2 separate regions of the Homo sapiens genome follow, and region 2 is linked to region 1. Evidence: read pairs that join two places in POLR2A ChIA-PET (ENCODE). Cell type or tissue: MCF 10A. All regions are shown on one strand. Links, peaks and the distances in the headings refer to the core of each region. The heading gives the core; the rest is flanking DNA.

What was found. Peaks named below come from ENCODE experiments on the same cell type or tissue, not always from the same donor. Only the 100,000 strongest peaks of a DNase experiment are listed, where the experiment ranks them.
Region 2: POLR2A ChIA-PET joins it to region 1 with 5 read pairs; 1 of 35 experiments calls an interaction of 5 or more read pairs at or near these places.

The regions. Positions count from the first base shown.
Region 1 is chr11:58,782,942-58,795,019 of GRCh38, forward strand. No RefSeq gene overlaps it. Among named protein-coding and RNA genes, the nearest start is that of GLYATL2, 56 kb to the right of the region's middle. In MCF 10A, for the core only: a CTCF peak has its summit at 5,680 (motif pointing left); a DNase peak (open chromatin) is centred at 5,630.
Region 2 is chr11:58,624,193-58,636,270 of GRCh38, forward strand. CNTF (ciliary neurotrophic factor) reads left to right here. Exons shown (of 2, transcript NM_000614.4): 2 at 1-1,541. The coding sequence ends at 330. ZFP91-CNTF (ZFP91-CNTF readthrough (NMD candidate)) reads left to right here. Exons shown (of 13, transcript NR_024091.1): 13 at 1-1,541. Among named protein-coding and RNA genes, the nearest start is that of CNTF, 7.6 kb to the left of the region's middle. In MCF 10A, for the core only: a CTCF peak has its summit at 5,871; DNase peaks (open chromatin) are centred at 3,659 and 5,849.

The DNA.
Region 1 (12,078 bases), core at 2,279-10,278:
CAATTCCATTCATAATAGCCGCAAGAGAACAAAATACCTAGTAATACAGATAACTAGAGAGGTGAAATATCTCTACAATGACAATTACAGAACACTGCTGAAAGAAATCAGAGATGACAAAAAGAACTGCAAAAACATTCCATGATCATGGATAGAAAGAATTAACATTGTTGCAATGGCCATACTGCCCAAAGCAATTTGCAGATTCAATGCTATTTATATCAAACTACCAATGACACTTTTCACGTGAAGTACCCAGACATATAAGGCAAATGTTACTAGAGTCAAAGAAAGAGATGGACCTCAATACAAAAAAAGTGTTTGTGGACTTTAGTTACCCAAACTTCAGAATTGAATTGATCATCCAGACAGAAAATCAACAGACACATTTGATTTAACCTGCAATATAGACCAAGTGGACCTAATGGTTATTTGTAGATTATTTTATTTAACACTGCAGAATATACATTCTGCTCATTAGCACATGGAACATCCTCCAGGATAGACTATATATTAGCCTGCAAAACAAGCATCAGCAAATTTTTAAAAATAGAAACAGAGGAACAAAATGGAATAAAACTAGAAATTCATAAAAATAGGGACTTTGAAAAGTATACAAAGACATGAAAATTAAACAACATGCTCCTGAATGTCATTTGGGTCAATGAAGAAATTAAGATAAAAACAAAAACATTTGTTGAAATGAATGCAAATGGAATCATAACATACCAAAACCTAGGAATACAGCAGAAGTAGTGCTAAGAGGAAAATTTACAGCAACAAACAATTAGATACAAAAAGCAGAAAGATTTCAAATAAAGAACATGATAATGCACCTTAAAGAATTAGAAAAGCAAGAACAAAGCAAACCCAATAATGAGCAGAATTTTTTTTTAAATCAGTTTAAGAACAATACAAAGAATCACCAAAACAAAAATTTGTGTTTTTTGAAAGGATAAACAAAATTTTAAAACTTTTAGCTGGATTAATTTGAAAAACAGAGAAAAAACCAAATAAATACAATCATAAATTTAAAAGGAAGCGTAACAACTGGCACCACAGAGTTACAAAGGATTTTAAAGACTACTATATGCCAGTAAGTTGGAAAACCTGGAGTAAATAGATGAATTTCTGGATGTATACAAGCTACCAAGATTAAACCATTAAGATATAGGATACCTGGAACATACAGGCAACAAATAACAAGATAGAAGCAGTAATAAAAAGTTTCTCATCAAAGAAAAGACCAGGACCTTATGGATTCACTACTAAGTTCTACCAAAAAATTTTAAAATACTAATTTTTAAAATTAGTAATACTACTCAAACTATTCTAAAAAATTGATGGGAAAGAAATACTTCTAAACTCATTCTATGAGGCCAGCATTAACCTGATACAAAAACCACGTGAAGAAACACACAAAAAAGAAAACTACAGGCCAATATCCTCATTAATATATATTCAAAAATCTTCAACAAAATACTAGCTAACTGAATTCACTGATACATCGACAAGATTATTCACCATGATCAAGAAGGATTTATCCCAGGGGTGCAAGGATGATTTGACATATAGAAATCACTAAAAGTGATACATTACATTAATAGAATCAAGAACATAAGCCACATGATCATTTCAATAGACGCCAAAAAATAAATCAAGTTCAACATTTCTTCATGATAAAAACTCAACACAATAGGTATAAAAAGGGACTTCAAAACAGTCCTAGAAATAATGAAATTAAAAGATAAAAATAAAAGTATAAATATCATTTCTCAAAGGTTCTATCAAGTTCAAGACACTTTTATAAGTGATGATGCCAGCCATTTTGTTCACCATAAAAGACTGAGAATTTAACCATGTCAATGCAGTCCTTTTTTACATCATTGACTGAAGAAAAATGGGTGTCCTTTAAGATTTAAGATTAGGAAACAAAAAGAAGTCAGAAGAAGCCAAATCAGGATTGTAAGGTGGATGCCTAATAATATTTCATCAAAACTCTCAGAAAATCGTCTTTGTTAAAAAGAAGCATGAGTAGCAATATTGTTGTGTTGTAGAAGGACTCTCTTTCCTGGGCATTTGTTTTATGCTAAAGGTTTGGCTAAATTTCTTAAAACACTCTCATAACAGGCAGATGTTATGATTCTTTGGCCCTCCAGAAATAGAACAAGCAAAATCCCTTAAGCATCCCCCAAACAATTGCCATAACATTTACCCTTGACCAATCTACTTTTGCTTTGACTGGACTACTTCCCCCTGCTGGTAGCCATTGCTTGATTGTACTTTGTCTTTGGGATTGTACTTTGTCTTTGGGATTGTACTTGTAAAGCCATGTTTCATCTTCTATTACAGTTCTTTGAAGAAATGCCTCAGGATGTTGATCCCACTTGTTTAAAATTTCCATTGGAAGCTCTGCTGTTGTCTGCAGCTGAACTGGGAGCAATAATTTTGGCATCCTTGAAGAGAAAAATTTACTCAACTTTAATTTTTCAGTCAGAATCATGAAAGTTGAATCAATTGAGATGTCTACGGTGTTGGCTACTGTTTCTGCTGTGAATTGTTGGTCCTTTTTAGTTCAGGCATGAACAAGATTACTTTTTCCTCACAAATTTATGTGGATGGTCTGCCAGTGTGGGCTTCATCTTTTACATCATCTAATACCTTCTTAAAACAAGTTACCCATTTATAAGCTGCTAATTTTGGGACGTCATTATTCTATAAACTTTTCATAAAGCATGAATGATTTAATCATTCTTCCACTCAAGCATCATTTTAAATTTGGTTTTTGTTTTTGCTTCAAATTTACCAAAGTGCATGTTGCTCTGATAGGGGCTGTTTCCAAACTGATGTTTCATCCTACTTAGTGCGTCAAAGTAGATCCTTTTCATACATGTTATAACAAGTTAGTGTAAGTTGATTTTAGTGCCAAGAAAATGTAAGTTCCGTGCTTACTTTTTGTTATGTTATGTTTTGTTTTTGAGACAAGGTCTCTCTCTGTCACCCAGGCTGGAGGGCAGTGGCGTGATCACAGTTTACTGCAGCCTCAACCTCCTGGGCTTAAGCAATCCTCCCACTTCAGCCTCCCAAGCAACTGGGGCTACAGGTGCGCACAACCATGCTCAGCTAATTTTCGTATTTTTAGTTCAGATGGGGTTTGGCCATGTTACCTAGGCTGGTCTTGAACTCCTGGGCTCAAGCAATCCTCCAGCCTCAGCTTCCCAAAGTGGGCCACCATACCTGGCCCTGTCATAGTTTTTTTTTTTTTTTTTTTTTTTTTTGTATATATAACATGCATTTTCTGTGAACTTTTTTGAAGCCCTCCAGTAGAAGGAACAGTGGAGGCAAAGTATGACAAGTGCAGAGCTAGCATAATCCTGAATAGAAAAAGATTGAAAACCTTTTCTCTAATATCAGGAACCAGACAAGAATGCTACTTTTACCACTTTTTATTTAGCATAGTATAGGAAGTCCCAGCCAGAGCAATTAGGCAAGAAAAAGAAATAAAAGAGGTGGTTTGTTGTTGTTGTTGTTTTTTCCCCCAAGATGGTGAATTAGAAGTTTCTAGCATGCCTCAGCCACTTGGTAATAACAAGATAGTGAATAAAGATAAACTCTGTGAGCTTTAATTCAAGAAGGAATGTGGGACTCCACCAGAATTATGAAGAACACCCCAGATCCTGGAGAGAAGAATGTGGGTGAACAGCCCTTGTTGTGGTGTCCAGCTGAGAAAAGTGAGTAAAGCTTTAGGACATGAGAGAGGTAGAGAGCTTCCCTCTGTGACTCACTACTCTACTGGGACCAAGCAACGCAGGCTGAGGGAGAGCACTTTATTTCTCCCAAGCCCTGGAGATAACTTGGGGAGAAGCTTAGACACAGAGTGAGACACCAAGAAAAGCTACAGTATTTTTCTCAGACCCAGGACAAAGAGCAGGATGCCATTTTTAACATGGGCGCTTATAAAGTCAGCCATTCTTTGGTGACTCAGCAGTATAGCCACACAGGCATTTTCATTTCTGTCCAGAGATTTAAGAGCCTGCTCTGGAGTGGGTTAGAGGCCTCTACAGCCAGAACTGTGAAAAGTGCCTTAGCAGTAGGCCCTGGAGTTGTGTTCTTCCCCATTGCAGGCCTGGCTTCGCAGGAGAGCTGTCTCATCTGCAGTTTTTCTTGGGTGATGAGATTTGCAGCCAGGGCCAGCTTGGTGACCTGGTGCTGGTCAGCATTTGTCATTCCTTGGTGTCCCAGTCTACTGCCCTGAGATCATGGTGCAGTGAGGTCCTCGCCACTCCATCCCCAGGCAGAAATCTAGGCATTCAGAGCCCCTGTGTTGTGGTCAATACTGAGTGTCAATTTGATTGGATCAGAGGATAGAAAGTATTGATCCTGGGTGTGTCTGTGAGGGTGTTGCCAAAGGAGATTAACATTTGAGTCAGTGGGCTGGGAAATGTAAGAAAGGCAGACCCACCCTTAATGTGGGTGGGCACCTTCTAACCAGCTGCCAGCATGGCCAGGGTAAAGCAGCCAGAGAAAAGTGAAGAGGTTAGCCTGGCCTAGCCTCCCAGCCTACATCTTTCTCCTGTGCTGGACCCTTCCAGTCCTCAAACAATGGACTCCAGGTTCTTCAGTTTTGGGACTCCGACTGGCTTTTTCTTGCTCCTCAGCTTGCAGATGGCCTATTGTGGGACCTTGTGATAATGTAATTAATACTTAATAAACTCCTCATTATAAATATAAAGAACAGGTTATTAATTATATAGTCAATATATATAGTATAGAGTTTATTATATATAAAATACTATATATATAATTGGATATATATATCTCCAATTAGTTCTATCTATATAGAGAACCCAAATACAACCTGATTGCATGGACCCACAGCCTGAGCCACCACACTCTTCATGAATATAGATCGTGGGTCAGTGGGGTTATTTCTGCTCCACACTCAGGCAGATCTCCAGGAATTCAAAACACCTCCTTGCCTGAATCAGCAGCCTGAGTCAGCCAACTCTTTCTGTGCATAGATCATGGTACAGTGGGTCCCTCTTTCCTGTACATGTAAACAGATCTTTAGGCATTTGGATCACCCACTGACATGGAGCCTGAGTCATCACCTTTCTGTGAAGAGATCTGGGTGCAGGAGGGCCCTCTCTATGCCATGCTCAGGGAGATCTCCAGACATTTGGAGCACCTGCTCACCCATAACAGAAGTCTGAGTCAGCCTACCCCTCCTGTGCAGAGAGCCTGGTGCAGGGAGGCCCTCTCCACTCCTTGCCCAGGCAGATCTTCAGGCATTTGGAGCACCCACTTGCATGGACTAGCAGCTGGAATTTCCCTACCCTCCTTGTGTGGAGAACTGGGGTTGAAAGTGTTTCCTAGCTCCACATCCAGGCACAACTTTTGGGTGCTTAGTGGCTGCCCACTGAAGTCTCTCTTGATGCTGGTACTCTTGTCTGCAATTGGAGGACCTGTAGGTAGACCAAGATGGTCAGGCCCTACTCACCTTGGCCCCTCCCCCACACAGGGCTGAGCAAGGAACTAAGCTCAGACCCTGTGCACTCCATGAATCAGCCTATTGCCTGAGGTAATAGAGAACTCCCAGCAGACAAGGACCAAGTATAATGTACACCCAGCCAATTTCCCCTCAGCTGGCTCTTATCCATAAGCGCCATCTACTGGCTTGCCTGTCAAATTGCACAGCCCAATACAAAACCTGTGGCTATAGAAGCAAAGTGAAAAGATCCTCCTATCCAGCATTCTCCACAGTCATAACCCCTGGGTTGGGGACGGAAGGAAGATACAATGATTTTAGGTCCCACATCCAGAGCACAGTAGTATGAGGGATGGGCTCCCAAGGCCTTGGGAAGCTCCACCCTTGTGACTTTGAAGGGTGTAGCCTCCATGGCTGCTCTCATGGGCTGGAGTCAAAAGTTTGGGCTGCAAGCCTGAAGCCTTCTGTGTTTGTGAGCCGATAGTGAGTTCACCATCTTTGAGTCTGGAGGGTAGCAGCCCCCTTCCCACAGCTACTCTAGGCAGTACCCTGATGGGGACTCTGCGTGGAGTCTCCAGTCCCACATATCCCCTTGGTACTGCCCTAGAAGAGTTTCTCTGTGAAGGCTCTGCCCCTGTGGCAGAATTCTGTCTGAATACCCAGGCTTTCCCATACATCCTCTGGAAACTATGTGGGAGCTATCAAGCCTTTTTCATTTTTGCATTTTGTGCACCTGCAGGCTTAACACCATGTGGAAGCCGCCACTGCCTATGAATTGTGCTCTCCAGAGCAGCAGCCTGAGCTGTATCTAGGACCCTTTGAGCCTTGACTGTGGCTGGAGTAGCCAGGATTTAGAGAGAACTGTCCCAAGGCAACACAGGGCAGCTGCACCCCAGGCCTGGCCATTGAAATGATTCTTTCCTCCTAGTCCTCTCGGCCTGTGATAAGGGGGGCTGCCTTGGAGATTTCTGAAATGTCTTAAAGGCCTTTTTGCCATTGTCTTGGATGTTAGCCCCTGGCTCCCTTTTGTAATACTAATCTCTCTAGTAACAGGTTGTTCTGCCCACTGCTTGGATTCTTTCTCTGCCAAAGAACCAAGCTACAAATTTTCCAAACTTTAATGCTCTGCTTCCTTTTAAAATAAAAGTTTCAGCTGGGCACTATGGCTCACACCTGTAATCCCAGCACTTTGGGAGGCCGAGGCAGGCAGATCACGAGGTCAATCCTGGCCAACATGGTGAAAGCCTGTCTCTACTAAAAATACAAAAATTAGCCAGGCATGGTGGCAGGCACCTGTAATCCCAGCTACTTGGGAGGCTGAGGCAGGAGAATCACTTGAACCCAGGAGGCGGACATTGCAGTGAGCCATGATCACACCATTGCACTCCAGCTTGGGCAACAAGAGTGAAACTCCACCTCAAAAAAATATGTATATATGTAAATATATGTTCAAATTTTAAGTCATTCCTTTGCTTCTGCATCTGATCATAGGCAATTAAAAGTAGCCACACCAATTCTTCAATGTTTTGCTGCTTTAAAATTTCTTCTACTAGATACCATAGGTCATCACTCTTAACTTCAACCTTCTGTAACACCTAAGGTTCTTGCCTAGCCATGCCAAAGAATTGGGGTTGTGGCTGACCACAGTGAGTGATAGAGACTCAGACTGAGAGAGAGTGAGCAGTAGGTTTTATTGAGCAGAGCAAGAGTACAAAGCTTCCACAGCATGGAAGGGGTCCCGAATGGGTAGCCACTGGTGGTTTTGGGTGATTGCCTTTTAAACTCTTTTAGGCGGGAAATACGAGTGGCGGGAAGATGTTACCAGAGCAAGAAACAAAGGCAGTAAATTATTTTGTGCCATGTCTTAGATTTTGAGGAAAACTGGAATTGCAACTTAGGTTTTATCTAAGTTGACCTTTTATCTTATCTTATGACCTTGCAGCAGCCTGGCAAAGGAGACAGGATCTTACAGGACTTTACAAAGTATGTTTACAAGGAATTGGAATTGGGAATATAGATAAGGTCCCCTGGTCACAGAAAAACAGGCAGTTAACATTTCTTTTACTTTAGTTTCGAGGGAGGGGGAAGGGGGAGAGGGAGAGACGACAGAGAAACTTAACAGCAAAATTTTCTCTGTTTATAGCTTTCTTGGGGAAGAAAACACATGCACAAATCCTGGTGTTAGGAATATTTTAAGCATAAATTTTCAATATTATTCATCCAGGACTGAAGTAAGTCTTCATGCAGGAAATGAGTGAGTTTCATAGCTTTCTGAACCCCTACTCGACCCAGAAAGCCCAGCTGGCACCTCCTCTCACTTCCAGAGGTCCTTAGGATGTGACACAATGCATCCAAGCATTTTGCTAGGGCATAACATGGGGGAACGTTTACTCTACTTCCTAATAACTTTCTTATTTTCATCTGAGATCTCATCATTTTGGACTGCACTGTCCGTATCCCTATGAGCATCTTGGTCCCAACCTTTTATCAGGGCTCTAAGACGTTCCAAACTTTTCTGCCATTTCCTATCTCTTCTGAGCCCTGCAAACTCTTCTAATTTCTGCCTGTTACCTATCTCCAAAGTTGCTTTTACATTTTCAAATGTCTTTATAGCAACACCCTATTCTCAGTACCAATTTTCTTTGTCAATACATTCTGATATTGCTATTAAAAAAAAAAACACGAAGCTGGATAACTTATAAAGAGAAGAGGTTTAATTAGTTCATGGTTCTACAGGCAGTACAAGCATGGCCCCAGCATCTCCTTCTGGCAAAGGCCTCGGGAAGATTACAATTATGGTGAAAGAAAAGAGAAGGTGACATATCATATGGTGAGAGTGGAAGCAAGAGAGAGAATGGAGTGGTCCCAGACTCTTTTAAACAAGCAGATCTCACATGAACTAACTAAGTCACATGACTTGGCACTAAAAAATTTATGAGGAATGTGAATCCCAAAAACCTGAGACAGGTCTCGGGCAATTTAAGAAGGTTATTTTGCCAAGGTTGAGGAGGCACACCTGTGACACAGCCACAGGAGGTCCGGACAACATGTGTCCAAGGTGGTCAGAGCACAGTTTGGTTTTATAGGTTCTAGGGAGACATGAGACATATGCAAGATGAACATTGGTTCAGTCTGGAAAGGTGGGACAACTCAAAGCAAAGGCAGAAAGAGTCAAAGTGGGGAGGGTGCTTTCATGTCATAGGCAAATAAGAGACAAATTTTTGCATTCTTCTGAGTTGCTGATTAGCCTCCCCAAAAGAGATAATCAAATATGTATTTATCTCAGTGAGCAGAGGGGTGACTTTGAATAGAACAAGAGGCAGGTTGGCCCCAAGCAGTTCCCAGCTTGACTTTTTCCTTTAGATTAGTAACTTGGGGGCCCCAAGATTTATTTTTCTTTCACATTTTCCTTTTTTTCTTTTTTTAAAATCTTTTGGAGATTCTTTTAGAACAAAATGAGTCTCTGGTTTCAGGTTTCAACTGATCCATCATGGTTAGGATGGTTTACTCCTAGACAGGTAAGTCTTGAGGCATTAGAAAATGTCATTTTTAGAAGGTTGTGAAGTCTCATGTCCTGTGAAGAGAAAATAGGGGAAGAAAAAAGAAAAACAACAAAAGAACAATCCTAGAAAATCTATATAGGCCACATTACTCTGAAGTCCATACATCAGGAGGCAGATATGAAAGTGGCTTATTTATGTAAATAAGTTGCTATTATTTTCTTCTGAATATTAAGTTGTCTAGCTTCAGTTTGCAGGGCTTTATGAAATCACAGCTTAGTTTTCAGTGACTCCAAATTAGAAAAAATAGGAAAAAAAGTAAGGGAAAAAAATTGAAAACATTATTTTGAAAACTTGTAGCCAACAAAAATTAGAATTCAGTCCAAACTGTAGAAAATAATAAAAATGGAAAAATATTGGACAAGACCAGAATCTAACAGCAGGTGTACTATAGTTTTTGAAACATAATTTTTCTCTCTTCACTTTCTCATATTTACTGAAGACAAATCACGATAAGACTGGTTTGCTTTATTGTACTTGGCCTAATTATTTGTATACAGTACAGCAAGAATAAGTATTTTTTACATAGGCTTTTAAATTGGCTTTGATGGAACTTTGTTTCATAGAAGAAACTTCAGATAAGTCTTTTTTAAAGCTGAGCCCAGCCATGGATTTGTGCCACCAAATACCTATGAGTTGGGTGATCCTCCCCAGATGAGGTTCTTAGATATACTTGGGGCTCCTGGGTCTGTCAGAAAATGATATTCTTTACTCATCACAGGTCAGGAACCCTGTACAGGTGCTGTATAGAAAAAGATATGAGGCCAGTTTTTCCAAGGGGCTTTTTTATGGAGCCAATTGGCTCCATAAGTCAAGTTTGATTCCTTAAAGGAAAGTATACCATTCCAGTCAAAGCCTTGGGAAAATAACCAGTTTATCTAATTGTGTCCTGTTACAAAAGAAAACAAATTCTTATTGCACTTATGCAAATAACTGTATTGTCATAAGTTAAGAATTCTCACAAATAGTTTCCAAATTCTAGAGAAATCAGGTAGAGAGAAACAAATATGCTCCAAATTTTATTCATAGGAGTGTACTTTACTCAATTGATAAAAGCTGCAAATAGCTTAAAAGTTTTCTTGACTCTGAAAAACAAATTTAAAAAGGTTGCTTTAGTCTTCTATTAGTTAAGTTCACACAGTTAACTCCTGTTCTCCTTGATATTCATGAATATTTCAGCTCTCCATGAGAGTCCTGAAAGTTTTTTCCTTTATTCTAATGTTATAATCTTCAAAGTTATCAGAAACCTGCATTTAAGAACACCTTTTGTATTTCTGTAGTTGATTATAAAATCACCTTCTAAAGAAGATCAAAGCAAGACAAAAATCGGCCATGGATGACAAAAGGTTTTAGGGCAGCCATAGTCAAAGACACAATTGACAAGGAAATCTGTTATCTTTGTGGCACACAACAATTTAACATAATTATAATTATTGCTGATAATGTATACTAAGTCATAGCAGAATTATATGTGTCTCCCGTGATTTTGGAACACATTTCAATAGCATATTTATACAAATATACCATTAAAAACTCAAACACTAATTCATAATTGACAATGTTTCGTGTATAATTTTTATGGCAAATTAGCCAAATTATTTCATTTTTGGACTTTAGGAAACCTAATATCTCAAAGGATTAATTAAATCAGAAGAAAACAATTTATAATCTGATTTTAGAAAGTTCATCAAATATCAAACGTTTAAAACACTTGATATCATAGATCATTGTAAAATAAGTCATTCATTTGACCAAAGTGATAACTCAAGGGTTTCATAAAAAAGGTGAAAACCTTTATTCTTTTAGAGAGGAGACTTAATTTTCCAAATAATAAGCCCTAATAAAAACATCATAAAGCCAATTAAATTTGTTTTTCAAAATTATATAAACAATCTATAAAATTTTAATCTTGCCCATAAGACATAACTTCTATGAGCCCTTTATAACCTTTACAACCTTTATTTATGAGTCACTTACTGCTTCAAGAAAACCCTATTTATGTGACACAGGGACCCATATGCTGATCTTGAATCCATGTCTCTTTCACATTAATGATTAATTTGTGGAGAAACTGAACTTATTTTATCTCTCAAAATTAGCCCTTACAATCTCACATTCCCCCCTCTTCCATGATGGTCCCTGGGACTTGAGGAGTTGAATAGTTTTAATTTCTGAACCTGTGTCTCAGAAATGCAGTTTATTTTGATTGGCATCTTTTATGGGGCCTGAAGATGAGTCTTTAATTGCTGTCAGTGTTGAAGAGTTAGCAGTACTTGGTGCCAATTTTAGACCCAGGATTCAAAGCCCTGTAACTTAATGTCACAAGTACTTTAAAAGCACATATAGAAGGCTGGGCATGTTGGCTCATGCCTGTAATCCCTGCACTTTGGGAAGCCGAGGTGAGTGGACCATGAGGTCAGGAGTTTGAGACCAGCCTGGCCAATATGGTGAAACTACATCTGTACTAAAAATACAAAAATTAGCTGGGTGTGGTGGCCCGTGCCTGTAGTCCCAGCTACTTGGGAGGTTGAGGCAGGAGAATCACTTGAAACTGGGAGGCAGAGGTTGCAGTGAGCTGAGATTGTGCCATTGCATTCCAGCCTGGGTGACAGAGGGAGACTCCTTCTCAAAAAAAAAAAAAAAAAAAAAAAAGCACATACAGGAAACACACAAAAATAAAATAACTCTAACCTAAAAAAAATTTTAATCTCACTTTTTTTCTAAGCAAACCAAAACTTAATAATAGTGGCATAGGAATTATTTTGATAAAATGTAAAATCTGTTAGACCAGTTACCAAAAGGCAAAACAAAAGACCTTTTGCCGTGTACAGAATATTATGTTGGAAGAAAACATTTCCTTGAGATCTTTAAGAAAATATGGTTAACTTCAGGCCACAACAAACAGAACTTGAGGGGAAAAAATCTTACATGAGCTGAAAATAAGTTGAAGGAGAGCGCTATTATTTCGTGCCTTTTAAAAGAAGGGAGAAGAAAATGAAAATTGGTGAAACGCAATAAAAGTTGAACTTT
Region 2 (12,078 bases), core at 1-8,000, 160 kb before region 1:
GAAGACCAGCAGGTGCATTTTACCCCAACCGAAGGTGACTTCCATCAAGCTATACATACCCTTCTTCTCCAAGTCGCTGCCTTTGCATACCAGATAGAGGAGTTAATGATACTCCTGGAATACAAGATCCCCCGCAATGAGGCTGATGGGATGCCTATTAATGTTGGAGATGGTGGTCTCTTTGAGAAGAAGCTGTGGGGCCTAAAGGTGCTGCAGGAGCTTTCACAGTGGACAGTAAGGTCCATCCATGACCTTCGTTTCATTTCTTCTCATCAGACTGGGATCCCAGCACGTGGGAGCCATTATATTGCTAACAACAAGAAAATGTAGCAGTTAGTCCCTTCTCTCTTCCTTGCTTTCTCTTCTAATGGAATATGCGTAGTTCCCTGGGGCCTCGCTTTCCCATCTTAAATTTCTAAAAACAGTTAAGACAACAGGCATTTTCTTTCTTTTTTCTCTGACCACCTGCAGCCTGTTGAAGGACTACAGGTATTTTCATCAAGTAGCGTTGGAGACATACACAAATGGGCATACAAGTTTAGCCTGGGGGGTGTGATTTGTGTGCGTGCTTGCATGTGCTGCAGGTGTAAGAGAGTGGGAGCAGGGACAACGTCCTTCCACTTCAGGGTTCTAACCTTTCTAACCCACTAAGTAACCTCTACAGGCATTTAACTGCCTTACAGACAGAATATACATATGTTAATTCTAGTCCTGGATGACTCGGTCTGAGAAGATTCAATTTAAAATCAGACTCTTTAGTTGATTTAAACTCTTAGAGAATAAGAATAATAATGGCTAACTTTTATTATCTTCTATATTAAGGCAGTATGCCAAGGGTCTTTATGTATATTATGTACAGCGTTTACAACCTTGTGAGCAAGGTGGTGTTACTCCCATTAGGTAGATGAGAAAACAGGCTCACAGAGATTTGGTTAAGCTCACACAGCTAACAAGTAGCACACTGAGTTTGAACACAGATCATTCTCCTTGTAAAAGCCTATGTGCCTTTCACTTTAGAGGCTTGATCATGAATCACTGCACCTCTTTGTCACAGGGTGTTGGAAGATGCATCCATGTAATCTATTCCCATCGCTGGAAAACAGCTGCTGTTAGATGTCCTCAGAAGTCAGTTGCAAATTTTAGCGTTAAAGTCAGGATTTATTGTTCATACTTGGCGGTGAGGAGGGCAGCTGGAGATCTTAAGATTCCATTTTGGAAAATGATTAGGCCCGCCAAACTTCTGAACTTTGGAAGCTGGGGATGTTTAGTAATACAGCCTGGTTTTTAAGTACTCACTAAAAGTTCTCAAATATTGGGTTGGGCACGGCTTATACCAGGTTACCTCACTTTTAATTAGTGATGCAGGCAGTGTAACCCAAGCATTTGTGGACAATGAGTGGAATACTAAAGTTAAAAAGTCAAACTTTCACCTCAGATTTTCTGGACTTAGTCATGAGGAGAGGGTGAGGCCCACTCTGTTCCTACTGGAGATACCAGAGACTCTGAAACTATAGAATAAAGCCTCTGTGCTGCACAACAAAGGGGCAGGCTCTGCTTTTATTTCTTGTAAGAACCAACATAGTATGAAAGGTTGGTCAATGCGGACATTAATGGAAAAGGCCATGTACTGGTGGTGTGATGTGAATCCAGAAATTTTCAAGTGTGTCATTTATTTTATACTTATCAATTAAAACTCAAGATCATGGATTGGGAGACCAAGTTAATTTAATTAACTGGGGCTTCTGTATTCGTAAATGAACCATGAGTCAGGGCTAACTCCCATAGGTTTCATGAGGTGTGGATGAGTAGCTTAGCTTGTATCCTTTCTCACATGGGTGTGTGTACAAAACTCCATGAAGTCACTATTACCAGAGTACTCTGGGCTAGGCATTGTAACAGTTCAGGGAAAGTAAGGCCCTGCTTTCTAATATGCATTTGTGGCAATATGGTTGTGAGTGTGTATACACACACACGTACATTACTGTGATCAGTGATGCAGACAGTGTAACCCAAGCCTTTGTGGACAGTGAGTGGAATACTACTCAAGTTAAAAAGTCACAGAACTCCTTCACCTCACATTCTCTGGACTTAGTCATGAGGAGAGGGTGAGGCCTACTCTGTTCTCACTGGAGATACCAGAGATTCTGTAAACACACAAACACACACACACACACACACACACACACATAGTCGAAATTATAAGTCCCAGGTTTGTTAGGAAGCTAAAGGAAGGAGAGGGGCCCAAAGTAGTTTCCCGGAGGAGGTAGGAGTTGTGTCTCAGTACAAAACTACAAAATACTCTGTACTGGTTGAGTACAAAAGAGAAGTCATGAGAGAAGGGAAGAGGTGATCATTTGTAATTTTGGCACTGAATGTATAGTCTTATTCCATTCAAGCTTTCTCTTAATTCTGCTTAACAGCAGCATTCTCAAATAATAAAATTTCTGCTTATTAATATGAAGCTCTTAGAGCTATCTGGATAATACTTCTGTTCAATGGAGAAATATGTCTACAATTTCTTAATGGGGAATAACTGACTATGAATTTGCTGCATCTAAAATGACCCCATCAATTATACATGTAAAAATAAATTTTTGAAATTTTTTAAATAAAAAATTAAAAGATGTTGCCCCCATACTCCCTCCATCAAAAATGTTTTTAAAAAATGAGTGTCCCCTCTCCAAGTGTTTTTATGTTCAGCAGGTACAGCAGCAGACATCTGCAGAAGTTTCAGAACTCAGTGGAGCTTGGCTTAAGCTCTCATGAGTTGCATGTAAAGGAATATGTATGTATAAGAGGCGGATTTGAAGTGGCAGAGGGTCCACAAAAGGCACAAGTACTAACCACTGAATGGGAGGAGATAGAAAAATGTGTAAGTCACAATTAAGTCACAGAATCACCAAGTCTTTACCAAGTGCATTGTCAGCACTTTGCAAAACGCTGTGTACTTGTCTTTCAGGAAGCATACAATATGCACCCAAAAGAAGTGTGGGGAAAGCTAATCTTAGAAAAAGATAAAGGGGAAATGAGCAGTAGACCATGCAACAAAAATCAACATGTATGAGATCTGAATGTGTAGACATTGCATCATGTTTATTTGAAATGGATAAATAGAAAAAGGGACTGAATGGATTAGTATTCTAGATGTGTGCCTTATAGTAAAGAAGAGGATAACGATGACACTATGGAATTACGTTTTTTTAGGAATATAGAACCCCAAGAAGATTTTGTTCATTAGGTTTTATTCTGTTGATCTGATATGGATAAGATCTCTGGGAAATCATATATGGTATAACTATATAGATTGAATTATAGTTTAAGGTACATAGATTTAGTTTCTAGCCCTAACTCATTTTGTAAAAACAATTTCTTCTGCCTCCTTTTCAGAGAGTACCTTCTGAAAAGTCCTCTGTGGGTAAAGAGATCTTGTTTTCCTGAGTCAAGGAATTGCATGGATGAGAGTTTTTCTTGCATTCATGTAAGAGGGTGATTTGGAAAAGGCTCGCAAATCAGCACAAACTTGAAAGCCAAGCATGGAATAAAATTAGCCTTAAGATAATCAGGTTTAAGTGAAGGGAGAGTTTTAATAAAAATGGAAAATGTAAAGTCATAGCTCTGGTATTGCTGTTATTTCAAGCTGCTATGGATCAATGCCCAAAGGATGACTCATTGTTGTGATCACTTGTCAGACAGGGAGAGGACTAGTAAATATTTCAGGAAGACATATCTGAAAAGTTATTTAGATTGAATTTTGTTTGTGAATCCTCAGCTCCTCATGAGGTACCTGAGCATCTCTGTTAAGGGGTGAAATAGAGACACGGGAAGCAGAGAGACCTCCACCAGGATGTAAAGGGGATTGGTAAAGAGGAAGGGGGTAGGGGGGAGTAGAATTTTGATTTCACTTCAGTTGATTCTGTGTGTGTGTGTGTGTGTGTGTGTGTGTGTGTGTGTGTGCGCGCGCGCGCGTGTGTGACTAATGTACTGTTAATGTACTGTTTAGGTCAGGACATTTCTTAAAAGGAATGCTTTGGCCTCCTGCCTCATCCCACCTCCACTGCAAGCGTCAGACCCACCCAAGAATGAGCTCTCTGAATGTGGGTGCATTCAAAAGCGAAAAATGATAAAAACTTCATTTCTTGGCTTCTGTAGCCCTCTGAGAACTACAGATAAAGACAGAATAAGATAATTTGATGGTTTGATGAAGTGTCTGGGTGTGAGATAAAATCTATGTGCTTATGATTCTTAATATAAAAGATTATTTCGATCAATCTGGTTTGAACACATAGAAAACAAAAGATGCAAGAATAGCTAACAATAAAGTTCTTTTCTCAGCAATACCATAAGTTACTTCTTTTCTGTATCTTTGGATGAATGAGGGGAATTTCAAGTGACTTCAGCATTGGATGAAGCATAATCCTCCTAGCCAGGGCCAGGCCCAATCAAGCGTGCTGAGTAAATCTCCATGGTGCCAGGCCACTCACACTGGGCAAAACTCCCAGGGCCAGTCAGCCTAGAAAAGGTAGATTGCCCCTATATCACCAGGCCAATGCTTTGCCCTCTGAATACGTAGTCCTATCAGCTAGACTGCAGATGAGAATGATTTCCTTTTATATGGCTTAATTGCAAGTAGCTGACCACCCCCCCCCCCCCATTAAGCCTTTGACTTCAAGAGAAGAACCCTGACTAGCCCATTTTTAGTCAGGTTGGAGGTAGAAACCAAATTGTTGAAAATCACATAGAGGAAAATATGAAACAGTTACTGAGAGATTCTGTATTTCTATCCACATATTTAAGGTAGTATGAAAGGGAATAATGTAACATGTCAGGCAGCTCTGCATTATTTTATATTATTTAATCCTCTGACATATCTCTTAGATGAGGAAAATGAGAATGAGCATTAACTTGCCCAAATTTCCTCCTCTAGCACCTGACAGGGCTGGAGTCTTAATTCTGGCTCTAAAGCTCACTTCACTACATCTTGTGCCATAGGACATCTGGTAATCAAAATTCTCTTATTCTGAAATCCATTCTCTGTCTCTAATCCACTCTCCTTGGCTAAAGCCAATACAGGCTTGTACAGAATTTTGCTTTGTAACGAAGTCTATATAAGTTTCTAAACTTTCAGACAAGTCACTCTTTTTTCTGAGCTTCCTCATTTGTGAAATGAAAATGATGAAAAATAGCTAACTACACAGTTGTTATAGACAAATTGAGTATCTGAAATTACTTGTAACTGACATGCAGACATCATCAGGTATATTTAATGCCTCAGGTAGCTTGGATTCAGAGTTGATTGAGGAGCAAGCTCCTAAGTATCTCAGAGAATACCACCTGCTTACCAGGAATGATCTGGCCACAGCCTCAACTTCACCCTATTGTGCCTATTGGCCTTTGGCCACTGGAGGTTGACCCAGCAGTCTCACTCACAGCCTCCAGGAATCATCCACTTCCCTGGAGAGTTACAACCCAGGCCATTCACCCAGGAGGCAGCTTTCACGGTAGGCATGGTCAGACAAGTCCTGGAGAAGCCTGGTAGGCTCCAGAGGGAGCCAAGGAAACATGCCGTCTAAGGAGCTGCCCAGGATACATTAAAGCATGCGTTTAGACTTAGAATCATCCCACCGTACGCCTACACCCTCCTGTTAATACCAGAAGGAACTCAAACTTCATTTAGTTCAATCCCTTCGTTAAACATAACATGAAGAAGCCAAAGAGGTTCAGCAATTTGCCCTGACATCCCAGCTAAAAAGTGGCAGAATGAGACCTACAGTCCATGGATCCCCTGGCTGCACTTTCCTGCTTCTCCATCAAACCAACCTCATTTTAGGAAACATCTGGTCTTTCTTGCTCTCTTGTATGCAGCGCCCTCTAGCTCCCTCAACTCTAATAATCCTTTAGAAGCTCTAGGAACAGCACCTCATCCAGACTTCTTTTGCCACTCCAACCCCCACCTCTACTATAATTTGAGGGTGCTATATTTCATCCTTCCCCTGATATGATGGGGGAAAGATGTGGCCCATTCTGAGGAATGCATTCTGAGTAATGGCTAAATATGTTACTCATTTCAGGGTAAGTGTCGTTTGAACAAGGCACTCAGGGAAGCTTTTTAAAAATAATATTCTGGGCCGGGCATGGTGGCTCACACCTGTAATCCCAGCACTTTGGGAGGCCAAGGTGGGTGGATCACGAGGTCAGGAGTTTGAGACCAGCCTGACCAACATGGTGAAACCCCGTCTCTACTAAAAATACAAAAATTAGCTGGGCGTGGTGGCGCGCGCCTGTAATCCCAGGTACTCAGGAAGCTGAGGCAGGAGAATCGCTTGAACCCGGGAGGTGGAGGTTGCAGTGAGCCAAGATCGTGCCACTGCACTCCAGCCTGGGCGACAGAGCAAGATTCAATCTCAAAAATAGATAGATAAATTAAATTAAATAAATAATATTCTGAAGCAGGTGTCTTCATGTCAGATCAACCCTTATTCCACAGGTAAGGTAAAGGTTTAGGACTAATTTCTCTTCTCTTAATCCCTGACTCCTGTCTCCAAAGCTTGGGATGGTGGTAGCGTTGGAGGTTACACAAATGATACGGTTTGGCTGTGTCCCTACCCAAAATCTCATCTTGAATTGTTTGTAACTAACCTGCACGTTGTGCACATGTACCCTAAAACTTAAAGTATAAACAAAAAAAAAAGAATTGTAATACCCATAATCTCCACATTTCAAGGGAGAGGCCAGTTGGAGGTAATTGAATCATACCCACTCATGATGTTCTCGTGATAGTGAGTTCTCACGAGATCTGATGGTTTTATAAGTGTTTGGCAGTTCCTCCTGCGTTCATTCTCCTTCCTGCTACCTTGTAAAGAAGGTGCCTGCTTCTCTTTCACCTTCCACCATGATTGTAAGTTTCCTGAGACCTCCCCAGCCATACGGAACTGTGAGTCAATTAAACTTCTTTATAAATTACCCAGTCTCTGGTATGTCTTTTTAGCAGTGTGAGAACAGACTAGTACAACAAATAACTTGAAAAGACACTGAAAAAACAAAAAAGGCCAATATTCCCAACCTGGTTCTAATCTCTAAAGCTCAGTCTTTTGAAAGTTTCCTGCCCTACTCCAACCAAATTCAGCAATACATATTGACATCTGCTTTAGGCCAGTACTAAGAGTACAGAAATTAATAATAATAGGAGCAAATATTTATATGGTGTTTACTATGTTCCAGTAATTGTTCCAATTGCATGCATTAATTCATTTACGCCTCACAAGAACCCTGTGAGGTAGGTACAAAGATCTTTGGTTTACAAATGAAGAAACCAAGGCCCAGAGAGCAGATAGGTCTCTGCCCTTGAAATACGGTCTTGGGAAAGACAGCAGGTGTGCAATCAACTGCGAGAGAAGTCTGTGCAGTCAATAGTGTCATGTGGACAACAAAAAGCTGTGGAAGGACAGAAGGAAATATCAAAGAGGGGACCTCTCAAAAGGGGCAATTTGGGAGTAGAACTTGAAGGGTGACTAGGACTTTGCCCTCAGGAAAAAACAAGAGAGGAGTGGGCAAGAACATTTTAGATAAAAGAAGCAGCACTGCACTTGTCAAGGCTTGGCTGCTGAAAAGCATGTGGCACGTCTGGGACCATTCAGCATGACTGAAGTTCAGAGCTCTCTGAGAGCTACAGTAGAAGACAAGTTGAGATGAGTGAAGTGACAACACCTTGAGGAGAGAATCTTTGAAAGGTTTTTGAATGGGGAGTGCCAGCATCTACACTTTGTTTCAGAAAAGTAATTCAGTTATGTCTGTATTGGAGGTGAGAGTGACTGGAGGTAGAGGAACCCATTAAGATGCTGTAATGCTCAAGGTAAGATATGTTTTAGTTATTCGTGGAAATGGTAGAGGCACTAGGAGACAAAGATGAGCACACATAGTCCCTGACTTCTTAAAATGTGCATTCTGGTAGAGGAAGACCAGCGACACACAATAGTATAATTTAGAAGGTGATAAGAATTATGTAGGAAATGGAAAAGGTGATACAGAATTACTGAAAGTAGTGGCCATTAAGGCAAAGAGTGGAAAGCCCACAGGGACAGTTATCTAGGGCCTCATGGCTCTACACCCAAATCATGAGCTGCTCAGGAACTTCCCAGCAATGTCTCAGCTAGTAAAGATCTAAGCAAAAGGGGAGCAAAACTTGGACTGGGAGATTAATTTTTATGGTTTTCTCATTAGTAAAGCCTTAGCAACAGCCAGTGTGAGAGACTGGAACACAAGCATAGCCTGTTCTGTAGGCATTGTTGGTGTATGCCTTACATTATTACTCTGCCATTTTTAAGAAAGCTTTACCATTTTCCTTTCCTTTAATTCTTAAGAGTTTACATTTCCCTGATGAGAAGGAGCTAGGCATGAGTGGGCCTTAGTAGGAGAAAGATAATGTTAAGTGCAGAGCCCCAAGGCAGGAATGAACTTCCTATCTTCAAGGAACTGAAGGAAGGCCAAGTTGGTTGAAGCCAGGTTAGTCAGGTGAGCAGGGGAACAATGCCTGTGCCAAGGCCCTTGAGCCAAAGATTGAAAAACACACCAGCTGTTAAACAGTTGGGTTTATTACTTGTTGCAAAGAGGAGAAATGTACACCTTGGGGAACACTGAGATGCCTCAGTAAGAGTGTGTTAGAACCTATTATGGGATTTAGGCTTTGTTCCGGTGATTTGGGGGTAGCTCTAAGGAAGCAGAGGTTTGCTCTGGATTGGATGCTGTCAGAAAGTGGGGACAATTCTATGGGTATTTTGTGAGTTGTGCATGCGTGACCTTGTTTTTATCCATGCTTAGACAAGACAAAATTATGAAGTGACCTTGTTTTGTTTCATTTTATCATGGTCTCCGAGTAACTTTGTCTGAGGTTGTTATTCTATCATACTGTTTAGATTTTTTAGGCTCACTGGGCTATGAGCCTCAGACTAGCTTCTAATAATATTGCAACCGAGCTGTAAACATCAGATCAATTTTGGACATCAGGAGTACATTTTTTTCTCCTCGTTAGTGACAAGATTATGTATAGAAAGAGATCTGGATTTTATTCTAACTGCTGAGCACAGACAACAGGTCAGTGTGTGATTAGCATTGCCACCTGGATAACAAAGAACAGCTCTCAGATTTAAAAAACAAAACCAAGATATGCAGTCTTAGAATTGCCCCTGCTCTTCCGACAGTACTCAATCCAGAGCAAAGCCACACGTCATTAATTCCTTACCAGAATTCACTAACCCAACTCCAAATCCTACAGCAAATCCCTCCTAACAAACACTTTCTCACTGGGGTGCTCCAAAGTCTCCCATCGTGTGCCCTCTCTCCTCATTGCAACAAGCCAATAAACCCAATTTTGTCTAACTGTGGACATTGTCCCAGTGGTTTGGGCTAAAGGGCATCAACACTGCAAAGAGAAACTACTGGAAAGTTTTACGCAGGAAAGTGACATGATGGGGTATATATTTATTTAAATGAGTACTCAAGCTGCTATGGGCAGATGGGCTTATAGGGGCAAGAGTGTGGGAGAAAAAAATCCGAATGATGAAAAGCCAAATTAAAATGATGAGCAAAAGAGGACAGCCCTGAAAAACATGACAGAGGATTTGGCCTGGAAAGCCATGGAGAAGGATGGTGAGTTTTAGGAAGAGAGAAGAACCAAAGAGCACTCCCTCCCCAACTAGGAGGATAGAGAATAAATTAGGCAGGAAACAAGGAAAGGGGAGTAGATATTAGGCATAGCATAGAAAATTGCCAGCCTAGATTTTAAGTATGTTGAGTTGATTATGGAGAATAGGAAGCATGGGGAAAGGAGTGAAGAGATGAGTGACAGAATGAAGCTGGTTAGGAAGATTGGGGCTCGGTCCTGAAGGGCCTTAACATCATGCTGAGGAATTTAGATTTCATTCTGTAGATATAGATAGTGACCCTCTTAGTCAACATTAGGCCGGGTGCGGTGGCTCATGCCTGTAATCCCAGCACTTTGGGAGGCGAGGCGGGTGGATCACGAGGTCAAGAGATCGAGACCATCCTGGCCAACATGGTGAAACCCCATGTCTACTAAAAATACAAAAATTAGCTGGGCGTGGTAGCGCCCGCCTGTAGTCCCAGCTGCTCGGGAGGCTGAGGCAGGAGAATCGCTTGAACCCGGGAGGCGGAGGTTGCAGTGAGCCAAGATCACGCCATTGCACTCCAGCCTGGCAACACAGCAAGACTCTGTCTGAATAAAAAAATAAAAAATAAAAAAAAATCAATATTAAAGAGACCAAGACAAGAAGAAAGGATAGGAAAGACAAGGAAAAATCTCCGGAGTCATGTCACATCCTCTGCCTTAGTTCTTTTTGTTGTTGTTTGTTTATTTTTTGTTTTTTTTGTTTTGTTTCCTCTGCCTTAGTTCTAAAGGGAGCTAAAAGGGTCCTCTTGTTCAAATCCAAGCACAGAGTCTCCTCTGATTCTGGGTCACTAGAACTTTAGTAGACCTAAAGCATATTGGTAAACCACCCACTTTCTATTTCTCATCTTGGGCAAATTTGCATCTCCTAAGGAAAGTTTCATGTTATTTATTTTACTCTATCCATGCTCCCTCCTCCATCTCCACATAACTAACTCCTGTTCATGCTTCAAGATCCATGTCATCTTTTTGAAAATGTCCCTGACTAGTACCCTGCTATCACTGCTGTCTCCTCTTTGCTGCAACTTTACCTTGTACATTATCTTCCATCAGTACAGCTTCTACTGCTGATTACTGTCACTACCACTGCTACAGACAAGGACATTGAGCTCTGACATGGAAAAAGGTGCTTTGCACACAGCAGCTCTATTAATCCTTAACACAACCCATTGCACTTCCTGATAGCTGATATCATTCTCACTTTATAGATGAGAGAACTGAAGCTTAGAAAGGTTAAATCACAAAGTTGCAGAGCTGCGATTAAAATTTATGTATTTGGGAATACTTTTTCTTTGTATAACTATTATATTACATAACACATTGCATATTAATTATTTGTGTATATAGCTCTCTCCTGGTGGAGTATGGGCTCTTTGAAGGCAGAGGCTATGTATTCTCTGGCATATGATAAGTGCTCACCAAATGTTACCTGATTAAGAGGAGGAAGGCAGGTAGAGATAGTGAGGGAAAGAATGCAAGGTGGTGTGCAATGGGAGAATTACTGTTTCATACCAATGCCTATCAACCTTTTTCATAGAAATGATGATGTTTTTATGGCACACTGGGACAAATTGGGGGATCTAGATTCTAGGAGAAAGCTGCTCTAGGCTGGAGAAAACGGACCATCATAGGTATAGTATCTGTAGCAAGTTCAGTTAACCACTTGGGTTACTGTAGTGTTGAAGGGATCAATATATCCTGGGCATCTGTTGGGCATTCTGTGCTTTATATTAGGCGTTAGTAAGCTATTTCTTAAAGGGCTAGAAAGTAAATGTTTTAGTCTTGTGAGGTATAAGGTCTCTGTCACAGCTGTTCATAGGCAATAGATAATACATAAACAAATGAGTGTGGGTGTATTCCAAAAACAACTTTATTTACAAAAACACGTGCCTGTCCTGTGGGTCTTGTTTGCTGACCTCAGTTTTAGATGAATATTGTGCTTCAGAGCCTTTGGGTTCTCCTCCTCTTAGTCTGATTTTTAAAATGTGGATGATGTCCAATTTATTAGTTTGTTCTTTTACAGTTGTGCGTTTGATGTCATGTTTAAAAATCTTTGCCTAACCCAAGGTCACAAAGACTTTTTTTCCCCTATATTTTCTCCTTCAGTGCATTTTATTCACAGCACAATCCTTCTTAAGAATGAATGAATGAATAAATAAGTTAAATGAAAGGAAAGAAGATCTTTCTTTCTTCCCTACTTCATACTTTCCCAACCCCAGACTCCCAAACCATGAAGCTCAGCAGATACTCCTTGAACTCCGTCTGATTTTTGAGCCCCTAACCTTGCCGATCTGTTTACCTACAACTTAGTGATTCCCAGCCTTTCAATGCTGCAACATATTCTTTTTACAACATACACACCCCACTTTTACTTGCACACCTCCACACACACACACTTG